2 separate regions of the Homo sapiens genome follow, and region 2 is linked to region 1. A link is a contact called in ENCODE Hi-C data. All regions are on one chromosome and are shown on one strand. Each heading gives the region's core, a stretch centred on a gene start or an enhancer-like site at or near the end of the contact. The rest is flanking DNA. Distances are from core to core; before and after follow the strand shown. Region 1 holds the start of NFE2L3 (NFE2 like bZIP transcription factor 3). Region 2 holds the start of SPMIP4 (sperm microtubule inner protein 4).

Region 1 (7,158 bases), core at 2,324-4,823:
GACCGCAAAGACCAGTGTTGTTTTTCCAGCCCATTTTCTCCCCAAAGTCATGGTTCCAAATTGCAACCTCTTCATTATGAATGGCACAATCTAGCACTGGAGAGTGATTAGCCTGGGCAGTGGAAGGCTGAGTCACCCCATCCCAGATGCACTGAGACGTCCTAGATGTCCCAAGAGCTTGAGTACCGTGTAGGTACTTAATTAATGTGCCAGTCTGAGAGTCAAGAGACTCAGGCTCTGGTCTCTCTTTTGGCACTGACATGTGGCTTTAGCCAAATCCCTAACCTAGGCTTCTAGTTTTCTTCTTCTTCTTCATTTTTTTTCTTTTTGAGACAGAGTCTCACTCTGTCACCCAGGCTGGAGTTCAGTGGCACAATCTCGGCTCACTGCAACCTCCGCCGCCCAGATTCAAGTGATTCTCGTGCCTCAGCCTCCCGAGTAGCTGGGACTACGGGCATGTGTAATCACGCCCAAGTAATTTTTGTATTTTTAGTAAAGATGGGGTTCACCATGTTGCCCAGTCTGGTCTCGAACTCCTGACCTCAAGTGATCTGCCTGCCTCAGCCTCCCAAAGTGCTGGGATAACAGGTGTGAGCCACCGCACTCAGCCCTATTTTTCTTAAGTACAAATTGTATATAAGGGTGCCTGGCCAGTGCACCACACAAGGTTGATGTAAAAGGCAACAAAAGTGAACTGGCCGTGACAACTGTAAGGAGCTGGACAGCTGATTTTTGCCAGATTGAATGTAACCAGGTCATCCCAGCAGTGAACATGGTGCACACATGCCAGCCCAGCCAGGAAGGCACTGCCAGGAGAATGGTTCTCGGGGAACTTCACTCTCTCCCCTAGGAAAGCTGGATTCAGAGCCTCCACAGTGGTTTGGCTGGCCTAGGCTCAAAAAATGCCTCCAAGGCAGGCCTGCCAGTCTAGGCCACCCATGGTGGCTCATGCCTGTAAACCCAGCACTTTGGGAGGCTGAGATGGGATGGGTACTTGAGCCAAGGAGTTCGAGACCAGCCTAGGCAACATAGCGAGACCTGTCTCTACAAAAAATCAGCCAGTATGGTGGTGCACGCCAGTTCTCCTAGCTACCTGGGAGACTGAAGTGGAAGGATTGCTGGAGCCGGGGAGGTTGAGGCTGCAGTGAGTCGTCATTGCACCTTTGCACTCCAGCCTGGGCAACAGAGCAAGACCCTGTCTTTAAAACAAAACAAACAAAAAAACAGCCAAGGGAAGGCCACTTTGTCTCCCAGGTGATGCCGGGAGGGAAGTTTCCGAGGACTGAACAGCTTCCTCTCTTCTCCCTCCAGGTCCCTGTGCACTTTGCACACAGGTTGGCATTCGGGTGTGGGTGGCAGAGTGCCATCTGGTACAGCATCCAGCACTAGGTTTCAACTCTGTGTTACAGAACCAGGAATGGTGGTAGTGCACAAGTACTCACTTATTAGAGGGCAGAGCATTTAGGTGAGACAGACCCCATGGGGTCCAGATTGGATGAGTGAGTGGGGAAGAACCTCCCACAGTATATCCTGAACACAGAAGGATCCCTCCAAGACTCTCACTGGCCCCCACCCCATTGGTTCCGGTCCCCAGGAAGAGGAAGGGCTCAGATCAGCATAACAGTGAATCACCGAGCACTTCCACACAATGACCCCTCCAGGAGGGTGGAGAAGCTTGTCTGGCAACAGCCTACACAAACGGCAATTCTGAAGAGCAACAAACAAACCAGTTTAGCCCCAATTCCCATTTTGCATAAGAATGCGCCCCACAAAAACAACACCCGAAGAACATTAGTTGATCACCACTGGTTGATCGTTACCAGTTGCAAACACTAAAGTTTGAGCCAAGACAGAATTTTAAAAGTCCCCTGGAAGGAACTTTGGGTAAAGTGGTTTTGTGGAAACTGGTGTTAAAGTGTCATTAGACTGAACTCAAACGTTCCATGGGGAGCACCAGATGTTTCAAGCAACAGATCTTGGTAAACTTGGTTTCAGAAAGAAGTTAAGCCAGAGAAGGGTTTGGACCCATAAACCAAAGGGAACTTGTTAGTCACTAAGTGACTGCCAAGGTACCTGTTTTCGTTATGCTAATAAGAGGTTACACAAATTCCAGGAAGGAGGATTGCTAGGTGCAGGGGATGGTTAGGTCACAGGGGGACCGCCTGCCGGCTGGCCTCTGAATAGACCCTGACCATGGCTCCTTAATCCAGGGAAGCAGCAAAAACGAACAGCAATTGGGCTGAAAACAGGGCGAAGGTCCTTGCGTTAGGCCGGGAGAGTCGTTCTTAAAAACATGCATCCTCCCAGAGGTCACGGCCTCCTTCACATCGTCCAGGTCGGGCACGGGTCCCAGAGAACGACACCCCAGTGTACATGAGGTACTGAGCGAAGACAGTGGGCATTGCTTCTCCCCTCCCCATCCCCGAACTACTCTTGCCAGCCATCACACACAAGGAAAGGTATTCTCTATAACCAAACGGATGATTTCGTCCACTTCTTCCTTAAACACCTAAAAACCACAGCGACAGCACTAGTAGCCCTTCATTCGGAATCAGAGCAGCAGCATCTGCGAACCTGCAAAGACCAGGGGCTAAGGGTGCCAGGACACAGCGAGAGTGGCCCCTGCTCAGATCCGACACAAGCCTCGGGGGCTCCCGGCGGCGTAGACGCCGCACTTCGCTCGCTTCCCGCTCTGCACCTACCTCGCTCGCACATCCGCCAGCGTCCGGCACCTGAGCCGTCGGTTCCGCGGGTGCCTTCTCCTCTTCCCCGGCGTCCAAGGGGCCACTCCGAGCCGCTCGGGGGTCCCCGCCGCCCCCCTGCACAGCCTGGCTGCCGCCGTCCACGCTGGCGCCGGCTCCTCCGGTGGACGAGGCGGCGGCGGCGCCGAGCAGCCCGTGGGCCTCGTCCGCGCTCCCGGCAGCCACGCTGTGCACCAGCCATGCATCCACGCTGGTGCGAGGGACGAAGGGGACCCCGAGCGCGCGCACCTCCCGGAGCAGCTGGCCCTCGGGCGGCGCGGCAGGGTCCAGCTCCCGGCCCTTGGGGTGCAAGTGGCCCGCGCGCCCCCACCCTCCCGAGGCCGAGAAGGGGCTGAGCGCGTAGGCGGAGCTGGCCGGGCCGCCCAGGAACAGCAGCTCGTCCTGCAGCAGGGTGGGCGGCGGCAGCAGCAGGTAAAGATCTAGGTCTACGCGGAGCCCCGCCAAGCTCAGCAGGAGGGTGAGGTGCAGGAGGCCGCCGCCGGCCGACCACCACCGCTTCAGGTGCTTCATCGCCGCCGCGCGCCCGGGAACGCCCCTGCCGGCGCCCGCGGGTCCCGGCGCCCCAGCCGCCGGGGTGACACGTGCGGACCCCGCGCGCCGCCCGCACCTGCCTGGAACCCAGATAAGCGAAACAATGGACCGGGGCGCGTGGCGGCCGTCGCGGGTTCCCAGCACCGGGCACAAAGGCGTTCCCTCGGCAGCCGGCACCGTGCCTGGCACCGCCGGGGATCGGGAGAAGCGAAGAAGGAGCCACCTGAGCGCCGAGCCCGTTCGCCCAGCCGCCCGCAGCCCGGCGCGGTGGCCAAGCTCCGCCCCCGGCCGCGGGCGCAGCCGACAGGAACACGCCCCCTGCCGCCCGGGGCCCGCGCCCGTGGGAGGGGCCGCACGGGGCGGGGCTCCCCGAGCTCAAAGCCTCTTTATGTCCGGGGAACGCAAGGCTTTCTGGGAGCAGAAGTTGTTCTGGGCACCAAGTGGCCCCTTGCCACCCTGTGGCCGTGAGCTGGGCCATCCTTGCTGAAAGCCAAGGGCGGGAGTTGGGGTGGAGGGCTAGGTGGTGGGTAGCTGGGTGGGAAGGGACAGGATGTGTAGACTGGGCGGAGAGTGACTGGGCAGCTACGAGGGGCCTGGCAGCTTGCAACGGGCTTCCACCCCAACGTGAGGACACTTGGCGGGCAGAGTGGGCAAGAGTAACCTCTCTGTCTCAGTTCCGCTATCTGTAAAATGGGGATCATAGAGCCTGTCAAACAGGGATGTGTTGAGGTCAGATGAAATATTTCGTGTAAAGTTCGGAGTTTCACATATAAATTCCACCGTTGCCATTGGGATCAGTCATCCCACCACTCCGCACACCCCAGTCCCAGCCTCACAGACCCCTCTCTCTTCTCTGGGCGTGCTCTGCATAGTGCTAGACCTCCTCTCGGTATCCTTTGCTCCTTATCCGTTGTTTCCTTGAGGGTTGACAGCACCAGCTCTACAGTTACCCTGAGTGAGTTCAAGTCCCCCCTCCACTTGAGGGGCGACCTTGGACAAATCTCTCCTTTTCTCTGTGCCTCAGTTTTCTCACTGTAAAATGAGACTAATAATAGCACCTCCCCAGCAGACCTTTTGTGAGCCCCAAATGAGATAATGCATGTAAACCACCGACCACAGCACTGCATGGGTAGGAAGTGCTCCCTGCTACCCATTGTTTGTGTTACTCACCCTCAAGGCTTAGCTCCAAAGCTACATCCTCTGAATTTTCACCAGTTGGCATTAATCTCTCCCCCATCTGTTGCACCGTGATTTCTCCGTTTGCCAACATTGTAACAGTTGGCCCATTCAACTCTGTGTTGTAGATGAGAATCGGTCTGATTTGCCCATTGTAAATTCTTGAGGACAAGGAACCTGTTTGGTTCACCTTTGTCCATGCACAGTACCCAGCACTGGGCCTTGCAAGGGTAGGTTTTACTAACCTTAGCTCCCTTCCTTGGAAGAAAAGGGGACAGGAGGGGATGCCCAACTGAGAATGGGCAGTTGTGTAAAAAGTTGAGCAAGACTTGTTTTAAAAGGCCCCTCCCTCCACCTGGCTTTCTCATCTCTCTCCTGGGCTAGTGTAGTAAGAAGAGAAAAGAATGGGGACCAGGGGAGCAGAAACAGGGGAGCAGAGGAAAGTTGCTTCCTCTGTGTTAAGCCTTGGAAGATGGGTTGGGGTGGCAAAGAGGATGAAGAAAGGTGATTGCCAGGTTATCAAGACCCCGTTCACAGCATTTAGTCTTTGAACAGCGGATTTAGAGTCTCAGCTTAGTAAATGCTGCCTTCAGCTTTTTACTGAGAACCTACTAACTGCCTGAGGCTGTGCTGGAGGCATGAAGGATATGAAACGGAGTTCTTTCCTTCCGTAAGCTTATGGTTTTACTAGGGAGATGAGATAAAAATTTGTGAGACACTAAGAAACAAGAGAAATAATGTACTCAATTGCCAAAATACTTAGATGTAAATTACTTCAAGGTTTATATAGGGAGCTCTAAAACTATTGAGAGTAGAGGCGGTGCCTTCTTCAAGGCGGTGCCCTCCAGAATCTTACACACAGTTGATGCTCAAAAAAAATATTAGTTGAATTGAGGAGGTTACACTTGAGATGTATTTTGAGAAATCTGAATAGACTGGGAACAGGAAGCACATACAAACTTCTAACATTTGTTGGGAAGTGGGCTAACCCCTCACCATTTTACAATGTGAATTGGTAATCATAGTGTTAAATATCTTTCAGACTATACACTTCAAAAGCATGGCTTAACTCTGGCTCTTGACTGGTGGGAAGAACAAGGGTACCTAAAAGACCTTGCAGGAAAGTGTTAACCAGGAGACAATCCTACATACCCTTGACTTTACTCACAATAAAAAGTCCCACTTTTAGGAGCATGGGGAGAATGGAATGAAATTAGAAGGAAAAACTTCTCTTTAGGTTTATTTCTAGAATCCTCCATCTAGGAATAGCCAAGTGAAAAGTCCAAACCATTGTCTTGTAAAAGCCTTGAAAAGTCATCTGCATTCATAAAATCCTGAAATCAGTGCTACTCAAAGGTTGACCTGAAACTGATGCTCATGTGTAAACTATTTGCTTCTGATCCAAATGAGATAAGTAATAGAATTGAGAATTTAAAGAAAAAAAAATTTTTTTTTGTAGAGATGGAGTCTTGCTGTGTTGCCCAGGCCTGTCTTGAACTCCTGGGCTCAAGCGATCCTCCTGCCTCAGCCTCCCTAACTGCTGCAATTACAGGTGTGAGCCACCATGCCTGGCCTAAAGAAATTTTTATAGCAATTTGACATCATTACAACATCAACAGATGAGCTGAGGTTTTGGGTTTTTTAAATGCCTTTGTAATTTCATTTTTCTAGAAATGAATTTCTATTTTATTTGACAAAAGTGCTGACTTGCAACAAATTGAAAAAATTTTTTTAAAGTTGATTCTTCAAAGGGTTAGTTTGAGAAGCACCACCTTAAATGGCATCCTGGTAGGGTAGGCAACTCCCAAGATAATGTCCAGTGATTATTCCCTTCCCTATATTCCCTAGTGTGGGCTAGACCTGGTGATGTGCTTCTAATAAACAAAATATGGCAAAAATGGTGGGCTTTCATTTCTGAGTTTAGATTACAAAAAGATGGAGTGGCTTTTATCTTGCTTACCCTCTCTCCCACTTTCTCCCTCTTGGAGCCCTCACTCTGGGGGAAGGAAGCTACCATGGTTGTTGTTTTTTTTTTGTTTTTTCTTTTTTTTTTTTGAGATGAGGTTTTGCTCTTGTTGCCCAGGCTGGAGTGCAATGGCGCGATCTTGGCTCACTGCAGCCTCTGCCTCCCAGGTTCAAGCAATTCTCCTGCCTCAGCCTCCTGAGTAGATGGGATTACAGGCGCCCACCAACACGCCCAGCCCAGCTGTTTTGTATTTTTTTTAATTTTATTATTATTTTTTTAAATTGATCATTCTTGGGTGTTTCTCGCAGAGGGGGATTTGGCAGGGTCATAAGACAATAGTGGAGGGAAGGTCAGCAGATAAACAAGTGAACAAAGGTCTCTGGTTTTCCTAGGCAGAGGACGCTGCGGCCTTCCGCAGTGTTTGTGTCCCTGGGTACTTGAGATTAGGGAGTGGTGATGACTCTTAACGAGCATGCTGCCTTCAAGCATCTGTTTAACAAAGCACATCTTGCACCGCCCTTAATCCATTTAACCCTGAGTTGACACAGCACATGTTTCAGAGAGCACAGGGTTGGGGGTAAGGTCACAGATCAACAGGATCCCAAGGCAGAAGAATTTTTCTTAGTACAGAACAAAATGAAAAGTCTCCCACGTCTACTTCTTTCAACACAGACACAGCAACCATCCGATTTCTCAATCTTTTCCCCACCTTTCCCCCTTTTC
Region 2 (7,158 bases), core at 1,383-3,882, 970 kb after region 1:
GAGGTGGTGACAAGATCAACATGTGAGAAGTCAAAAGAAGGCAATCTGAGGCTACTGGCCCCCTGGCCATGTTATACCTAAGAAATTCGTCACTTGAGCATCCCTGGGTAGGAGGCTACTTTGTGTTGTTGAGATCACATCCTGGCTGAGATGGAGTGAGTTAAATCACAAAAGCTAAGAGTAACGAGTGTTGGTCAAACAAATAGACCCAATCCTGATATCCCTGAAAATTTCAGATGGAGAAGCATTTTCAAAGAAAACAATTGTTTTACAACGATCTGACAATGAATTTTTCTTGCCGGTACATTTTATTTGAAAAACGATAAAGATAAAAATAATTACATTTATCTGCCTTTTACACTCATCTGACCTAAAATAAAATTTCAAATCCCCTAGAACCTGGAGGCTATCACATGGCATATCCTGATCATTCAACCTGGAGTTGACACACTTTCTCCGGTGTCACTACCATCCATGTACATACATGGCTAGTGATGCATCTTCATCAGATGCCTCTGATTAAATCTATCATGCTCAGTTATTCCTCCCAGGAAGAATCAAGCCATGGGAAAATAGGACTAAGGTTGAGGATGAGAAAAAGGTGAAGTATAGAAAGTACTGGAAGACTGGGGACATGAAATGGGCTGGGGAGACAAGGAATTTAATGGGAGATCCTGAACACAGAGGAGCAGAAAAGGGGCAAAAGCTTACAATGAACTACCAGAAATTGGAGGGGAAATAAAGATGTCAAAGATAAAAGCCAGTTTCACCTAATACACAACTCTGTCTCCAGCAGGATCTATTCCTCTAGGCTTAGTGGGTGGTAACTACTGGAAGGTCGGCAGAGGTGCAGGAACTAAGAAATAAACCAAGACTACAAAATTACCACTGTGCCTACTTCAATACACCTTTCTTCCCCCACTCCAGGTAACACTCACATAGAAGGCACAGCACAAAATGAATGCCCACTGGTTGGTTAGTAGAAAGTTGTAAAGTAGGCAGAGAATAGCAAAGGCACCATCATACTGTTACCAAGCAAAGGAGGCTCGCTGCCCGAGGCACTAGAAGTCAATACTATAACACTGGGTTTTTGATAAAATAAAAACTTTTATTGCATGTCAACCAACAAAGAAATAGGAAGTCCAGCTCAAATCTGTCTCCCTGTGCTGGCTTTAGGACAATTATTTTATTAGAAATGGTTTTGAGTGTGGATTCTGGGATTAGCAGGTGCTTGGTGGAAGGAAAGAGGAAGTCTGGAAAGTCCTTGCGCATGTGCTCTTATTTCTTCATGCTACCTAAGGGTTCCACGTGCAAATTCAGTGAGGAGTTAGTATGAAACATGGCAGTAGAAATTCAGCTGTAAGGTCAGCAAGCTGGATCTGTGCAGACTCTAGTTGGCCTTATATGTTCCAGTGGATTTCAGCCAGTTTTATTAACCTACAAGCCCAGGCATTTCAGCATTTCAGCAATTTGTTTCTTTTATCTGCCATCCTGTAAACTCAAGAATTTCTATGACTGTTTTCTTTAACTCTTTGGCACACAGTTTCAACGCCCTTCTTCTCAGAGGTGGTCATTCTCACCCTCACCTTCTGGTTCCTGCAGGCTCATTTCTAGCCTCCCACACTGTATTAGTCTTTTCTCACAATGCTGTAAAGAACTGCCCAAGACTGGGTAATTTATAAACGAAGGAGGTTTAGTTGACTCACAATCTCACATGGCTGCGGAGGCCTCAGGAAACTTACAATCATGGCAGAAGGCCACGGAGAAGCAGTTACCTTCTCCACAAGGGGGCAGGAAGGAAAAGTGCTGGGAGAAGGGAGAAGAGCCTCTTATAAAACCATCAGATCTCGTGAGAATTCACTCGCTATTACGAGAACAGCATGGGGGAAACTGCCCCCATGATCCAATTACTTCCACCTGGTCTCTCCTTTGACAAGCGGGGATTATGGGTATTACAATTCAAGATGAGATTTGAGTGGGGACACAAAGCCTAACCATATCACACATATACACACAACCTAACCTCCTCACATCCCATTCCTTGATGGGGTGGCAGGTGGCGAGGGGGGGGTGACATCCCTTATTGTCAGCCATCACAGGAACTCATGACCCTGTAGGTGCAGATTCATGGCTCACATTTGTATCTTTTGGGGAAAACTGAGGTAATCAAGGTGGGGCTAGGCCCTGGGGACGAGGCAAGTAAAGGACTTTGCCATGTCCGCACCCACCAGGGAAGGAGCAGAGACTCTGTTAGGGCGCCATGCCAGGGGCTGCAGTTTCAGAATCCTGCAGACTCCACCCTCTATCTGGCCACACTGTCCCCAATTTTTGCGAGGTGACCTGGGGAGGGAGGACAGGTCGGATGCTCCGACCTCACCAGGGACTCCACTGGACCGGAGCTCTTCCTCCTCCGCCCAGTCCACATGAGAGAGCTCCCTGGCCGGCCCTGAGACAGCTCCAGACCTGGTAGCCCTGGAAAAAGAAACTGGTATCGCCATCGCCGCCGCCGCTAGAGGGCGCCTGGGGGCGGGGCGCGGGTGGGGCAAGGCGGGGTCCGACTGGAGGCAGGGCGGTGAGCCGAGAGGGGCGGGGCAAGGGACCGGGAGGCGGGGCCAGGGGTCGCAAGGCGGAAGAGCCCCTCTCGCCTCCGACCCGGCGCCTCGCACTCCGTTCACTCTCGGTTCCTCTTCGCATTCTTGCCAGTCCCGTAGCGCTGGGCTGGTTTCCTCCGAGGTCTCTAAGAGCCTCCTACTGCGCCCCGCTCGCCGCCCGGAAGCCCCCAGCCCCTCAAGGACGCATCACCTAATGCCGCGGTCACGGCCACCGTCACAAGCGCCCCCAGCCCCACCCCACCCCGGCCTGCCCGCCGTCCTTCTCCCGCCCCCGCCCCTGCCTGCCAGCTCCACCGGGCCGTAGGTGCGGACGACCTCAAAATTCCTCGGCCCGCGAAGGCCGCCAGCTGCGGGGAGGGGAGGGGAGGCGCGGTCCCGCAGCGCCCCCAGGCTCATGTCCCAGGTATGTCCAGACCCCCGAGGCACCGCTTGCAGGGCAGTGACAGCCCGTGAGGCTCGGCCTCGACCCCTGGCACCCTTGGTCCCAGCTACGCCGGCTCCTGGCCTTCCCCCAAGTCCGAGAGAGAGGTGGGATTCTCCCCGACGCAGTTGGAAACCGGGAATCCCCTTTAGGGTCCCGTTCGTGCTGCACTACTGACTCCACCATCTGCAAAGGGATTCTTGTCCAGAATCCCCGAAGGCTTTAGGACAGCGCTTATTTTGTTGAATGAAGAGTCTCTAATTTTCGGAAAGACCACAGGCTAAAAGTCAAGTGAGTTTTCTTGAATAGTTATAGTTAAATTTAAGGCAGGAATTGAATGTCAGTTGATGGCCACAAAGTAGCGGACTGGTACGAACCTACTGGATGATCATTCTGGTGACTACTTGGAGGCACCGTCCACTTTGTGGATTTGTTTCAGTTGAAATTTATTTCCATAGAACTTATTTAGGTCTCTATTTATTACTGATTTGACGGCTTTCAGTGCAGAGGGAAGCCTGTGACGTCTGTGCAGCGTCAGGTTGAACAATTTAGCAGTGTAAAATGTGTTTTCTGCCTGCCTTGACTCGACAAGCCAAATGTGCCCTCCTTTTCTTTTCCAGGTTGTGCCTTTTTAGCCAAGAAGCATGGAAGTCATTCACGGCAGGCCCTACTGTTGCAGGGAGCTTGAAGGAGCTGACATACTGTCCAACACCTTTTACTCTAATGAATTGCACAACCCCCTCCAGACGGTTACTCGCCCAACTGCCTCAGAGGACAGGTAAAACAAAAACTAGAAAAAGCAAACAAGAAAAAGCAGTTTTAATGTATTCGTGTATTTTATTATGTGAGGAAAAACATTTATTGTTCTGGGGCTCTTCTGTTTCTTGTTTGTTTGTTTGTTTGTTTGTTTTTGAGACGGTGTCTCGCTCTGTCGCCCAGGCTGGAGTGTAGTGGTGCGATCTCGGCTCACTGGGACCTCTGCCTCCCAGGTTCAGGTGATTCTCCTGCCTCACCCTCCAGAGTAGCTGGGATTACAGGCATGCACCACCATGCCCAGCTAATATTTTTGCATTTTTAGTAGAGACAGGGTTTCACTATGTTGGCCAGGCTGTTCTCAAACTCCTGACCTCAAATGATCCACCCACCTCGGCCTCCCAAAGTGCTGGGATTACAGGCGTGACCACTGCGCCGGGCCGGGGCTCTTCTGCTTATCATATAATAGGGAAGGCAAAACGTGGCAATTATCTGAACCTTCAAGTGTCTGTAAGGAACTCGAGAAGTAAGTGGCTGTCTACTATAAAAGCCACACATCAAATTCATCCACTACATTCTAAAATCTTAGAATGGTCCGTTCCTTCATTGGGAAATTAATATGTTGTAAGCAAAGACTTTTATAAATAGTACTGTATTGGTTCCCTAACATGCCCTTCTACCATCTGCCCAAAAATACTCCCAGAATTTGCTGCTTATACTTGTGTAAATTTTTGCTTCACCAAATTCCCTGTAACACATTAATTATACATTATGATTTAATTTATGAAAAGCAGTTTGGTGATTTCTCAAAGAACTCAAAACAGAATTACCATTTGACCCAGCAATCCCATTATTGGATTCTAAGTTGTTCTTATAAGTTGTTCTATCAAAGGAATATAAGTTGTTCTACCATAAAGACACATGCACAAGTATGTTCATCACAGCACTATTCACAATAGCAAAGACATGGAATCAGCATAAATGACCATCAGTGGTTGACTGGATAAAGAAAACATGGTACATATACACCATGGAATACTATGCAGCCATAAAAAAACGAGATCATGTCCTTTGCAGCAACGTGGATGGAGCTGGAGGCCATTATTCTAAAGCAAACTAACACGGGAACAGAAAACCAAATATCACCTATTCTGACTTATAAGTGGGAGCTAAACATTGAGTACACATGGAGACAAAGAAGGGAACCACAGACACCAAGGCCTACTTGAGGGTGGAGAGAGGGAGGAAGGTGAGGATCAGAAAACTACCTCTTGGGTACTATGCTTATCACCTGGGTGACAAAATAATTTGTACACTGAACCACTGCAACATGCAATTTACCTGTATAATGAACCTGCATATGTCCCCCTGAACCTAGAAAAAAAGTTTAAAAAAAAAAATTACAATGAAAATAATTGCACCTATCTAGTGATTACTGTGTGTCAGCACTCTACCAAATGCTTTGTATGTAGTAATTCTTTTAATCCTCATGACAACCCTATAAGTACTACTGTTATCTGCATTTTACATATGAAATAACAGATACACACAAGTAATTTGCCAAGATCTTAGTGTCAGCATTTCCTGTATTGTATTTACTTGAATCATTTTGAGAAAAGGAAAAGGAAAAAACACCTCAAAACACCTGGACAGTGAAAAAATAGCCTGAGTGGTTGTCTACTTGTTTTGTGTTTTTTGTTTTTTTGTTTTTTTTTTATTAGACGGAGTCTCACTCTGTTGCCAGGCTGGAGTGCAGTGGCACAATCTCGGCTTACTGCAACCTCCGCCTCCTGGGTTCAAGCAATTCTCCTGCCTCAGCCTCCTGAGTAGCTGGGACTACAGGCACACACCACCTCGCCCAGCTAATTCTTTTGTATTTTTAGTAGAAATGGGGTTTCACTATGTTGGCCAGGATGGTCTCGATCTCCTGACCTCGTGATCCATCCGCCTCAGCCTCCCAATCATTTAAGAATTCTCTAGGAAACCAGACGGGAAGTCACCCAGCCTCAGTTTAAACTCTTCCAAAAAGGATAGCACTTCCACACCAGGCAGTCCATTCCATTTTTGAATGCTCCTGATTGTTAGATCATTTTCTTTCTAATGTGAACAATTTTTCCCTTGTAATTTCTGCCTGCTGATTCTGGTTCTTCCCTCTGAAGCTATGCAGAATAGTCATTCATCATCCCATGCTAGCAGCCCTTCAAGATCTGAAGATTCTCTTGTCCCATGTGAGAATTCTGTTTGCCAGACTAAACACTGATTCTCACAGATTCAGCTCCTTTTTCTTCTTGCGCTTAGCCTTTCACCATCTCGATCAGACTTCCACAGATCTTCTCCGGTTTACAAACATGCTCTTTATACTAATAAAGAAAAAGAATGATTTTTCCGTAATTATAAAACTAACACACATTCCTCATAATGTAGAAATCATAGAAATTTGTAAGGAAAACAAATTCTTTATTTTTCCAACAGAAAAATTATGAAAATGAAGCACAGGAAAGAAGCCCTCTATATTTCCTTTATCCAGAGATAATAACCACTGTGTTAACATCTTAATATGTGTCCTCTCCAATTTTTTTAAATGTAAAGATCATATTCAACATTTTTTAAATCAATTGCTATTTTCACTTAATGAAAAGAAATATTCTTGTATTGGAGGAAAAGGAGCTCTTGTCACTTCTGGGTCAGTCCTTGCTGCCCCTACTCCTCTACCATTGACCTGATTCACAAGAGTGGTTTTCAGCCCTAAATTCCTGTTCAACTCCAAGGGTTATCACATTAGGCAGAGCTTCCCTTGAGTCAAATAAAACCCTTAGTGGATTGTGTGTGATCTGGGAATGGGCAGTTGTCCCTGGCTCAAAAACAGCAATGTGAGGTTTTATATTTGGCCTAAAGGAATCCAAGAATTTAGGGCTGCCATATCTGAATGCACCATCAAAAAGCACTGTCAAAGGCTTTTCACTGAAATGTTGATCCCCTCTACCTAAACGGTCCTATAGTTGGTTAGTGATCAGCTCCAAAACCCTTAACTGGCATGAAATTTAAGAGAAGCACGTTTTTTGTTAACTGACTATAAAATTCAACACGATATATGGCCAACTATAAACTACAAAAAGGTATTATTTGAAGCTCTATCTAGGTATAACCATGCTCCTGGCTCCTAATAACTACAACTTGCTTTCCCTTTTATTTCACGTGAATTCTTTCCTTTCACAATCACCAGATTAAGAAAACCAGGATGATCATGTGTTCTCAGAACCCCTCCTCTTAACCCCCTCTTAAAAAGCAGCCAGACAGCTTACAAAAGAGTGTCTTTCCTCTCAGTGTTAGTGATGGAACGGCTCTGGACGGTGATAACAGGATACTGGTGGT

The links. A loop is a pair of places that touch in the nucleus more often than their neighbours do. Pooled maps may share reads with other maps.
Region 2: a loop to region 1 is called in a map with no recorded cell type, with 7 times the contacts of the local background. The contact joins the promoter of SPMIP4 here to the promoter of NFE2L3 in region 1. A Hi-C loop is called at or near these places in 1 of 37 single-sample maps with no recorded cell type and 6 of 50 pooled maps.

The regions. Positions count from the first base shown.
Region 1 is chr7:26,148,613-26,155,770 of GRCh38, reverse strand. It overlaps NFE2L3 (NFE2 like bZIP transcription factor 3), which reads right to left and starts at 3,573. Exons shown (of 4, transcript NM_004289.7): 1 at 2,703-3,573. The coding sequence starts at 3,272. RefSeq lists enhancers at 2,485-2,674, 2,025-2,818, 2,819-3,613, 6,622-7,158 and silencers at 2,795-2,864, 2,875-3,124, 3,235-3,304, 3,315-3,384, 3,405-3,784.
Region 2 is chr7:25,175,828-25,182,985 of GRCh38, reverse strand. It overlaps SPMIP4 (sperm microtubule inner protein 4), which reads left to right and starts at 2,632. Exons shown (of 10, transcript NM_138811.4): 1 at 2,632-3,324; 2 at 3,654-3,811. The coding sequence starts at 3,678. The region is part of intron 1 of LOC124901603 (a long non-coding RNA gene); the gene reads right to left. LOC124901602 (a long non-coding RNA gene) reads right to left here. Exons shown (of 2, transcript XR_007060260.1): 1 at 7,089-7,158; 2 at 5,355-6,146. RefSeq lists silencers at 2,397-2,786, 2,847-3,126.